Linked DNA regions of Homo sapiens: region 2 is linked to region 1. The links are chromatin contacts, found by Hi-C in ENCODE. All regions are on one chromosome and are shown on one strand. The core of a region is the stretch at or near the end of the contact, and the rest is flanking DNA. Distances in the headings are between cores, read along the strand shown.

The links. A loop is a pair of places that touch in the nucleus more often than their neighbours do.
Region 2: a loop to region 1 is called in a map of mammary epithelial cell, with 5 times the contacts of the local background. The contact joins two enhancer-like sites. A Hi-C loop is called at or near these places in 3 of 168 maps with a recorded cell type or tissue (cardiac septum, gastrocnemius medialis and mammary epithelial cell).

What each region holds. Positions count from the first base shown.
Region 1 is chr13:50,676,226-50,680,935 of GRCh38, forward strand. No RefSeq gene overlaps it. Among named protein-coding and RNA genes, the nearest start is that of DLEU7-AS1, 130 kb to the right of the region's middle. Within about 2 kb of position 2,351, at least 5 of the 41 ENCODE cell types and tissues checked have a DNase peak (open chromatin) inside an H3K27ac peak, as active enhancers do; they include mammary epithelial cell, where a contact is called at or near this core.
Region 2 is chr13:50,728,913-50,733,622 of GRCh38, forward strand. It overlaps a transcript of DLEU7 not described here. Among named protein-coding and RNA genes, the nearest start is that of DLEU7-AS1, 77 kb to the right of the region's middle. RefSeq lists an enhancer at 2,575-2,774. Within about 2 kb of position 2,644, at least 2 of the 41 ENCODE cell types and tissues checked have a DNase peak (open chromatin) inside an H3K27ac peak, as active enhancers do; they include mammary epithelial cell, where a contact is called at or near this core.

The sequences.
Region 1 (4,710 bases), core at 1,101-3,600:
AAGCCTTGAGAAAGGTCTCAAAACCTGTCATAAAAGGGTTGGTGGAAAGGCCTGAGAGTTTGACATGAGAGAAGATTGAGGGCATCTAATAAGGGACTCCAAATATTTGAAAGAAAAATTAGGCATATTCTTCAAAGTATCAGCAGGAAAAGCAAAGAAGTTGTTACAAGAAGTTGCACAGGTGTTTTCTTTCTTTTCTTTTAATCAGCAAGAGCTGTAAGACAATGGGACAGATTTCCCCTGAAGGTAGTGAGTTTCCTGACTCTGGATGTGTCCGAGCAGAGCCTTATCTAGCAGGCATGTTGCTGAGTGGACTCTCATTTGGTGGAGGCAAAGGCTGGATGTCCTCTTCCAGCCTTGAGATTCCTTAAAGGTGTGATATCCCCTTTGCCCACCTGCATGTGACCCAGGGCTCAGTGTCTATCACTGCAGATGGCAGATCTCTTCCTCTTTCACACATTGCCCTTTGAGGGAACAAACATTAACAATTCTCACCACAGTGTGAATGCTTCAAAATTTTTTCTTCTGTGACAGTGGCAGTGACTCAGGGGAACTTGGCTGAGCTTCAGCTCACTCCTATCTCAGTCAACTCTTACAGATTAGTTGATAGTCTCAGTAAAGCCAGTATAGTTACTTGCTCAGCAGGCTGGTTTCAGGACAAGTTCTCTAGCTCTTACAAAACAGATTTCTGATATCTCCGATGGAATGTTGATTCAGCAGGTCTGGGGTAGAGTTGTAAAAGTGCTCCCAAGTGATTCTCATAGTCATGTTTGAGAACACTTTCCTAAGCTTTTCCTCAACCAAATCCCTAAAGATCCACTGGGAAGAATTATTTTGGCCTTATTTTATCAAGCTCGAATCAACAGGCACTATGCCCCATAAGGATGGCTAAATTTTTTCAATTCTTTCTACACAATGTTCACCTGGGATTTGAAACTAATGTACATGTTTCACTGGATGGTCATTGTTTGTTTGTACATCCTCCTTCCCTCCTGTCCCAGCCCCTACAATGCTCTAGCTCTGCCAGGGCCAGAGCTATGTCTTTCTTCTCGGCATTTCCTGCATCCAGCACAAAACTAGGCATAAACCAAGTGTTCAATATTTGAGGAAAGCAGAAGCGAAGATGGGAAGGCAGGATATGCTTGTCCAAAGGATCATGTCAGTTTCAACAAAGATTGCTTGAGTCCTGTGCAAAAAATGCAAGGGACAGAGCGGGTTGGGAGTGGTTCTGTACTTGTGCATGTGAAATGGGGACTGAGTGTTACTAATTTGTTTCTATGTCTCTCCAAAATCGTAAGGCCTCCCAGTGCTAAGAGTGCAATTCACCACTCTTGACTGTCCTCAACCTCTTCAGCATGTATTTGAGTGTTTATACCGCTCCTCATAAAGATAGCTGCTGCTATCCTGACTGCAGATTTTTCTAAAGTCATTCACTTGCACTTTTATTTTAGTAAAAACCATGAGTACCTTGAGATGAATACATTATGGAGACAACTGTCATCACGACCACATGTGGTATTATTTACTCATGTCAGTTTGAATGATTAATGTGGAAAAATGGCTGGGCAGCTAATATGATTGAGGGCTGGATAGGACAATGTCTGTGTGATTTCAAACAATGCCCATACTGTGCGTGGCGAGTCGCAGAAACATGAATAGCTGGCACTACTCCCTCCTCTCTCTGCCGACTCCCTTTCTTGGCTGGATTCTCCCTCAAACTCCCCACCCCCAGAGACTCCAATTTTCCATCTACAGCCAAGGAGGAGAAAGCAGGGACCCTTTAAACTTTAGCAGCCTGGGGGTTATGTGTGGTGTCAGCCATCTGGCTGATGTCATTGGTGACTCCTCAGCCAGCCAGAGGGCAGAGGAGACTCACGAGGCCTTGAAAGAGAATCCAGGATTGTTGGCTGGTCTTTGCTTCCTTTAATGAGTGGCTACATAGACAATGTCATAAACCAAATGACGGTTTATTCTTCAGAGAAGCATCGTTGCAGTGGAAGAGTTTGGATGAGAACAAGGCGCTACAAATCAATCAGGGATTTGTTCTGTAGGCCTGTCAGGTCTATAAATAGCTAGACTCCTGCTTACCAAGTAGTGGATGGATGTACATCTCCAGGTAATAAGAATTTTCTGTGTTCTTTTTCTTGTGGCAAGCCTGAGAGACCACAGGATGAAAGCTTTTCTCAGCCTCCATTGTCACTGCTACCCCTGCGATTGTTAGTTGCCTCCCTTTGACTGAGATGTTGGGGTGGAGAGCTTGCTAGATCCATGCTAAATGCCTTGAATGTGTTGCCTCATTTAAACATCAAAGTTGATGAAAAAACTGAGGTTCAGGGGGTTGAAATAACCAGTTTGAGGTCACACTGTGGTGAGTGACCCAGTGGAACTGGAATCCAGGGCTGTCTGGCCCTAGAACCTGAGCTGGTCACACATCCGCCTTGTGTGTCATCAGCTTTAATCCCTTTCTTTTGGCTTTGTGGTGTGTGTGGGAGGAAGGGCTCACTGTTAAGAGAGGAAAGTAGAGGGAGTGACAGAGGACACCCCCCTTCAGGCTGCCTACTACAGAGTGACCCCCAGGCCCGGGGGTGGGAGGGATGGTGGGCAGGCAGGCTAACAAACGAAAGAGACAGTGAAAGAGACTGTGGCTTTTTCCTTCTGGGTTACAAATCATGGTGCCAATCTCAGCAATTTTGGTTGGGGAGGGTTCTTTTCCGTGACGTCACTTCAGCTTCGAGGCACAAGTTGGCTAGTGCATAAGATACAATGAGAGATTCAGCCAACATGGAAAACTGTGAATGTCTCCTAGAAGTGTTACTGCTTTGATCCTTGTGAAGAAGTTCCCTCACCTTTTAAGAGGGTCCTCATGCCAATGTGGGGCACTTGGGGCTCACATTTGGCCATGGCTATGCTGCCCTTGGGGTCCTTAGTCCTTGGTTCAGATGGCTGTCAGGCTTTTCCCGACTCCTATGGAATAACCCTGTGCACAACACTTGAGGACATGATGACAAGTTTTCTGCAGAGTGCTGACACCACCAGCCCCTTGTGTGTGGTCTGCGATATGGTGTCAGACAAGACCTGAAATCAGATTGAGCAGCTTGTTTTCTTACAACATGGAAAAGCTGTCTTTCACACCAGTAGACACCAAGAAACAAAAAGCAAGACTATGATCCTGTCTGAGAAATTTGTAAAAATGTTCAAGCAGGGGTGTTAAAGAAAACCAGAATGGAGTGACAATGTGGGATCTAAACATTTGACCTGTGACACTAACTTTTATTTTTTTCATTCCTATTATTTTGGAGTTGCTCATTTTTGAAATTCCTGTCTCCTTCCTGTTCTGATTTTTGATCCAGCATTAGTCATTTTGACCCATAATAATCTCACACCACATTGCATCAGTATTTTCCTATCTTTATTCTACTTTGGGGATGGGGCAGGAATCCATGTATACCTTATAAAAGAAAAATGATTTTGTAATTATTTCTTTTCACTAAAATGTTCTGGCTAGAACTACCTGATTTGACCTCCATTCTTTTTGATGTCACCTGACTTGAAGACAGCCCCAGGGACAGGCACCAGATAGTAAGGGATGGAGGCATAAATGGCCACTGGAACTCCACAGTACCAGTCAGAGCATCAATTGAGCCAGCATCCCAGGCTCTTTACTCTCGATAAAATTTTAGACGAAATGTTAACTAGTAATGTGACCACATCTATGAATGCCAGTGATCTATTTGGATTGGATAGTAGGACTTGTTTCAAACTGTGCTACAGCATCTTCTACCCATGATTTGAATGTGGTGTTTTTCAAAAAATGTCATTGCAGGAGACATTTAGAGTGCTAATAAAAATGCAGATTCCTGGTCCCTACTCTAAACCTACTCAATATGACCCTCTGCAGATGGGCCCAGGGATATGTATTTTTTTAAAAGCCCTGAAAGTGATTCTTGGGCATACTGAAGTAAAAAACTACTGGTTTAGACTTAAGGTGACTTAAGCAACACTTTTGTAGTTCTGCATAGTCAACATTAGTGATTAGGAAAGGTTCAGATGTCCTGAGAACTGGCATTCATCTACTCATTCATTTTGCAAATCTTTATTGAATACTTTCTGATATTCAGTCTTGAAAGGAGAAGACAAGTGTGTGTCTAGGATAGTGGTTCTCAAACTTGTGTATACGTCAGCATCGTGGGGAGCTTTATAAGAATAAATAGTCTCTCTCTAAAACAAACAAATACAACTCCCTCTCTCTCTCTCTCTCTCTCTCTCTCTCTCTCTCTCACACACACACACACACACACACACACACACACACACACACAGTGCCTTTGCAGGTCTGGGATGAGACCACTACATATTTGAGATGGTGATTCTGATATGCAGTCAGCATTAAGGAAACATTTTATTAGAGAAACTCTCTGTGCACCAAAATACCAAGTGAACAGACTTTTTTAGAGAAAGACTTTCCTATAATTGTGGGAAAAGCATGTGGCACATGACTTCATCTTGAGCAAAATCAATTATAGCTTCCTTGCAGATAATATTGGTCTTACACAAAACTAAGTAGCGAGGGTGTTAGAGAGAAGGTGGGTGAATCATTTCAAGAGGGGCCACCATGAGCCCCAAAGGGCCTATTGAGGCATGTTTGAAAGACAATGGGAATATCTATTTAGTTAGATGGAAGAGATACAAATTGTCATGTTTTGGTTGGTG
Region 2 (4,710 bases), core at 1,394-3,893, 53 kb after region 1:
ATACAGTTGACCCTTTACAGGGGTGAGGTTTGGGGCAATGACACCCACACCTGCACAGTTGAAAATCTTTGTATAACTTTTTTTTCAGAATTCTATCAGATATATTTATTTATTTATTTGTCTGTTGTTTTTGTTTCAGAGAGACATGTGCAGGTTTGTCACGTAGGTACATTGGTTTCACGGGTTTGGTGTACAAATTATTTAATCACCCATGTATTAAAATAAGCATAGTACTCCATAGGTAGTTTTCAGATCCTCACCCTCCTCCCACCCTCCACCCTCAATTAGGCTAAAGTGTTTGTTATTCCCTCCTTTATGTCTATGTGTACTCAAGTGCTTAGCTCCCACTTATAAGAAAGAACATGCAGTATTTGGTTTTCTGTTCCTTTGTCAGTTCACTTAGGATAGTGACCTCCAGCTCCATGCATGTTGCTGCAAATGACAATATCTTATTCTTTTTCATGGCTGCATAGTATTCCATGATATATATGTACCACATTTTTTTTATTCAGTCTACTATTGATGGGCACCTAGGGTGACCCCATGTCTTTGCTATTGTGAACAGTGCCACAATGATCATTTGTGTGCATGTGTCTTTATGGTAGAAATATTTCTATTCCTTTAGGTATTTACCTAATAATGGGATTGCTGGATCAAATGGTACTTCTGTTTTAAGTTTTTTGAGAAATTACCAAACTGCTTTCCACAGTGGCTGAACTAATTTATAATACAGTGTGTAAGCAGAGTATAAGTGTTCTCTTTTCTCTGCAGCCTTGCCAGCATCTATTATTTTTTGACTTTTTAATAATAACCATTCTGACTGTTGTGAGGTGGTATCTCATTGTGGTTTTGATTTGCATTTCTTTGATGATTAGTGATGTTGAGCATTTTTTCATATGCTTGTTGGCCACGCATACATCTTCTTTTGAAAAGTGTCTGTTCATGTCCTGTGCCCACTTTTTAATGGGGTTGTGTGTGTTCTATAACTTTGGACTCCCTGAAACTTAACTTATCGTCTATTTTTGAGCAGAAGGCTTCCAGATAACATAAACAGTTCAATTAACACATATTTAGTATGTTATATGTGTTATATACCATATTCTTACAATAGAGTAAGCTAGAAAAAAAAAGAATGTTATTAAGAAAATCATAAGCGAAAATATATTTACTATTCATTAAGTGGAAGTGGATCATCATAAAGGTCTTTATGCTTGTTGTCTTCATGTTGAATAGGCTGCGGAGGAGGAGGCAGAGGAGGGGTTGGTCTTGCTGTCTCGGGGTGGCAGAGCTGGAAGAGGTGGAAGGGGAGGCAGCACACTCAGTGTAACTTTTACTGAAAAAAATCTGCAAGTAAGCAGATCTGAGCAACTCAAACCCATGTTGTTCAAGGGTCAACCATGTAAGCAGAATGGTTGTGGTAGAGCAGAGGAAAGGTAAGAGAAAGAGTATTTAAAACAATGAGAGCAATATATTTCCCTCATTGCTTATCACTTGCAATTAGAAAAGCCCAGCAGATTGATTTGGTTAAATATTTTGAGTAAGTTTAAGAATTTTTCTTTCAAATTCAAGAGTTTGTCTGGGCAGATAGTAGAAAAAATATAAGATAAGTGAACTCAGAGAGCAGTGCTTCCTCTAGATTCTGCTGAGGGGTCTCCATCCTGGTGAATATTTCCTTGAACATAGAAGTAAAAATACTTTCCAGGGAATCTCCTGGTTTTTAAATCAGAGTGTGGCATGCAACTGGAATTTCTGTGGTTGTGTTTCAGGCAGGCAGAAAAGGCATTTTACAACTTCAAATCTGTGGGCAATTCACTCAATGGCTGCATCCCAAAATTCTGCATCCCAAGATTACCAAAATTCTGTTGGTTATCTTTGAGAGAATTAGATAAAAAAAGATGGAGCAAATGAAGGTGTGTGTGTTTGTGTGTGGGTGTGAGGTAGGAGAATAAATAGAGTCTGGAGACAGGGAATCCATGGCTGATTCACTGACTTCCTAGAACTTAATCAAAAGGAAAACCCCACCTCTCCACACCCACATAACAAAAGGATCAGAGGCTACTCCTTTTACACTGCATAGCCGATGAAAAATGGAAAGTACCCCTGATTGGTCCCCTCCTGCAACCAATCAGACAGGTCGTGGCCCAAGTCTTCATGTCTAACTTTGTAACTTCACTTCAGCCTCTGATTGGTCACCTCCTGTGACCAGAGTGGTCGTCGGCCAAGTCTTCATTTATGGAGAGTGTAACCAAGTAACCAATGGGAAACCTGTAGTGGGTATTTAAACCCCAGAAAATTCTGTAACCAGTGCTCTTGAGTGGAGTGTACTTTCATTTCAATAAATCTGTGCTTTCATTGCTTCATTCTTTCATTGCTTTGCTTGTGCATTTTGTCCAATTCTTGGTTCAAAATGCCAAAAACCTGGACAACTTGTAGTCAAGGCCCTCCACTGGCAACATGTATATGTGTTTTTGAGGTGGTAGGTAGCTGAGATTGAAGATGAGTGGATTTATGAATTGAATAACAATAAATATCCTACTTAAAAATGTTAAAAGTTGGAAATCATCTCTTATTGTGATAACATATTTCTCCTCCCTGGGAATCTGTTGGACAGATTGGAGCTGGCAGGGTAGGGCCTGTATTGTTGAAGTTGCCATGGCTACTGCAGGAAGTGAGCTTTCTTCTAAAAACCTCACTGGCCCAAGAACAAGCCCAGGCAAGTCTACAATTCAATGACTTAGAAGTATTTTCTTATTCTAAAATGTTGCACTGATAATTGCTAAGAAGTATAAACAAAGGAAAGGGAGGCTGTTTGTCTTTGTCTTTCTTCCTAATTAGTCCCTTTCCTTACATTTTCCTTAATTATCTACACACCTGAATACAAGTCCCTCCCAATTACAAAGCCAATGCCTATTTTTTGAAACAGAAAATTTTAAAAACATTTTTTGCCAATTTGAACATATAAATATTTAAGCCTCTAAGTGAAATCGTTAAAAATCTACTTATAATATTCCATTTATTAATCTACACATATGTATATTAATTGCATAAAACTGAAAAGAAAATTATATACACTCATACTTTGCAATATTGCTTTATTCTACTCTGATATTTCATGAAACAATCTGTTCACATGTGTCGTGTGCATCTTGGCTGTCAGCAACTTTGCCATCACTGGAAACCCTTTCTGATTTTTTAAAACAGTTTTCCAAAACTATCTTCTCTGCCACCCACGTTTCTATAACACAGCAATTTTTAAATACAGATGTAATACTATCACAGAAAATTTTATCCCAGACCACAAGTATCCATTTCTACAAGCTAGGACAGGTTTTCTTTTTATAATTCATCATCCATGTTTTAGTGATCTCCATCACGTCTCACTTACTGTATTGCTTTTTAAAAAAAGCTCATGTTCGAGCTGGGCATGGTGGCTCACGCCTGTAATCCCAGCACTTTGGGAGGCTGAGGTGGGCTAATCATGAGGTCAGGAGCTCGAGACCAGCCTGGCCAACATGGTGAAACCCCATGTCTAATAAAAATACAAAAAATTAGGTAGGCATGGTGGCAGGCACCTGTAATGCCAGCTACTCAGGTCGAGGCAGGAGAATCACTTGAATCCAGGAGGTGGAGGTTGCAGTGAGCCGAGATCGAGCCACTGCACTCCAGCCCAGGCAACAGTATGAGACTCCATCTCAAAAAAAAAAAAAAAAAAAAGCTTATGTGCTTATGTTCAATGGTATGCAAGACTTGAAAGAATGAGTTAAACTCCCAAAGGAAAAATGATCACACTATGTTAAATTTCTTTGAGTCCTTTTTTTAAAATTCAAAATGAATTCTATTAGATGACCTAACAAAATAGCAGTAGTAACAACAACTAACACTTCCCAAGCCTTTGTCATCTGCCAAACACTGTTGAAACACAGTATGCATAGTAACTTATGTAAGGGCCTCTTTCTCAAGAGTGCTTCCAGAGTGTGGCAGAGGAGGCTCCCTGAGCAGATATGGCTGTGGACCAGAAAAAACATCACTCACTGTGATGTCCTGAGGGCATCAGATGGTTTCTACTTGTGTGTGCCTTACTGCTGCTTAATCTGCTGGTTATCAAACGCACACGCATGTATGCGCACTCACACACACACAGTTGACTACCTTTTCTTTTTGTCAGAGGGAAATAGAAGATCTCAACAGCATGCCATTGTTTTAGATAAGTGGTTCTCAGCACTTGTCTGCATATTAGAACCATCTGAGAAAGCGTTTTAAAAACAGTGATGATGCTCAAGCCTCAACCCAGAGCAAATACATCAGAATTTATGTCTGGTGGAGCCAGAGCATCAATGGATTTGAAAGCTCCTCAGGTGATTCTCATTTTTAACCAGCCTGAGAACCAATGTTTTAGATTATTGCACACAAACCAAATGTCCTCATATTTCTCCCTAGATGAATTGAATGTCCTGCACCTACTAGGAAGTTTAGAATTACTATCCATACTCTTTCAGTATTCAGCAGCTTTTCAAAAATTCTGCTTAGAGGAATGCCTGGTGGATTCACGGATCTTACCTGTATGTTTAGAATACATCCAAGTTCTTCTGGACTCATAACACCACCCAGAGACTGATGCAAGGGATCTATCTCCCCACCAGCTTCTCCCCACTCGTTAAGGGGGGCACCCAACTCCTCAACTCTGTCCCCTACCTGCCCACACCCACACAC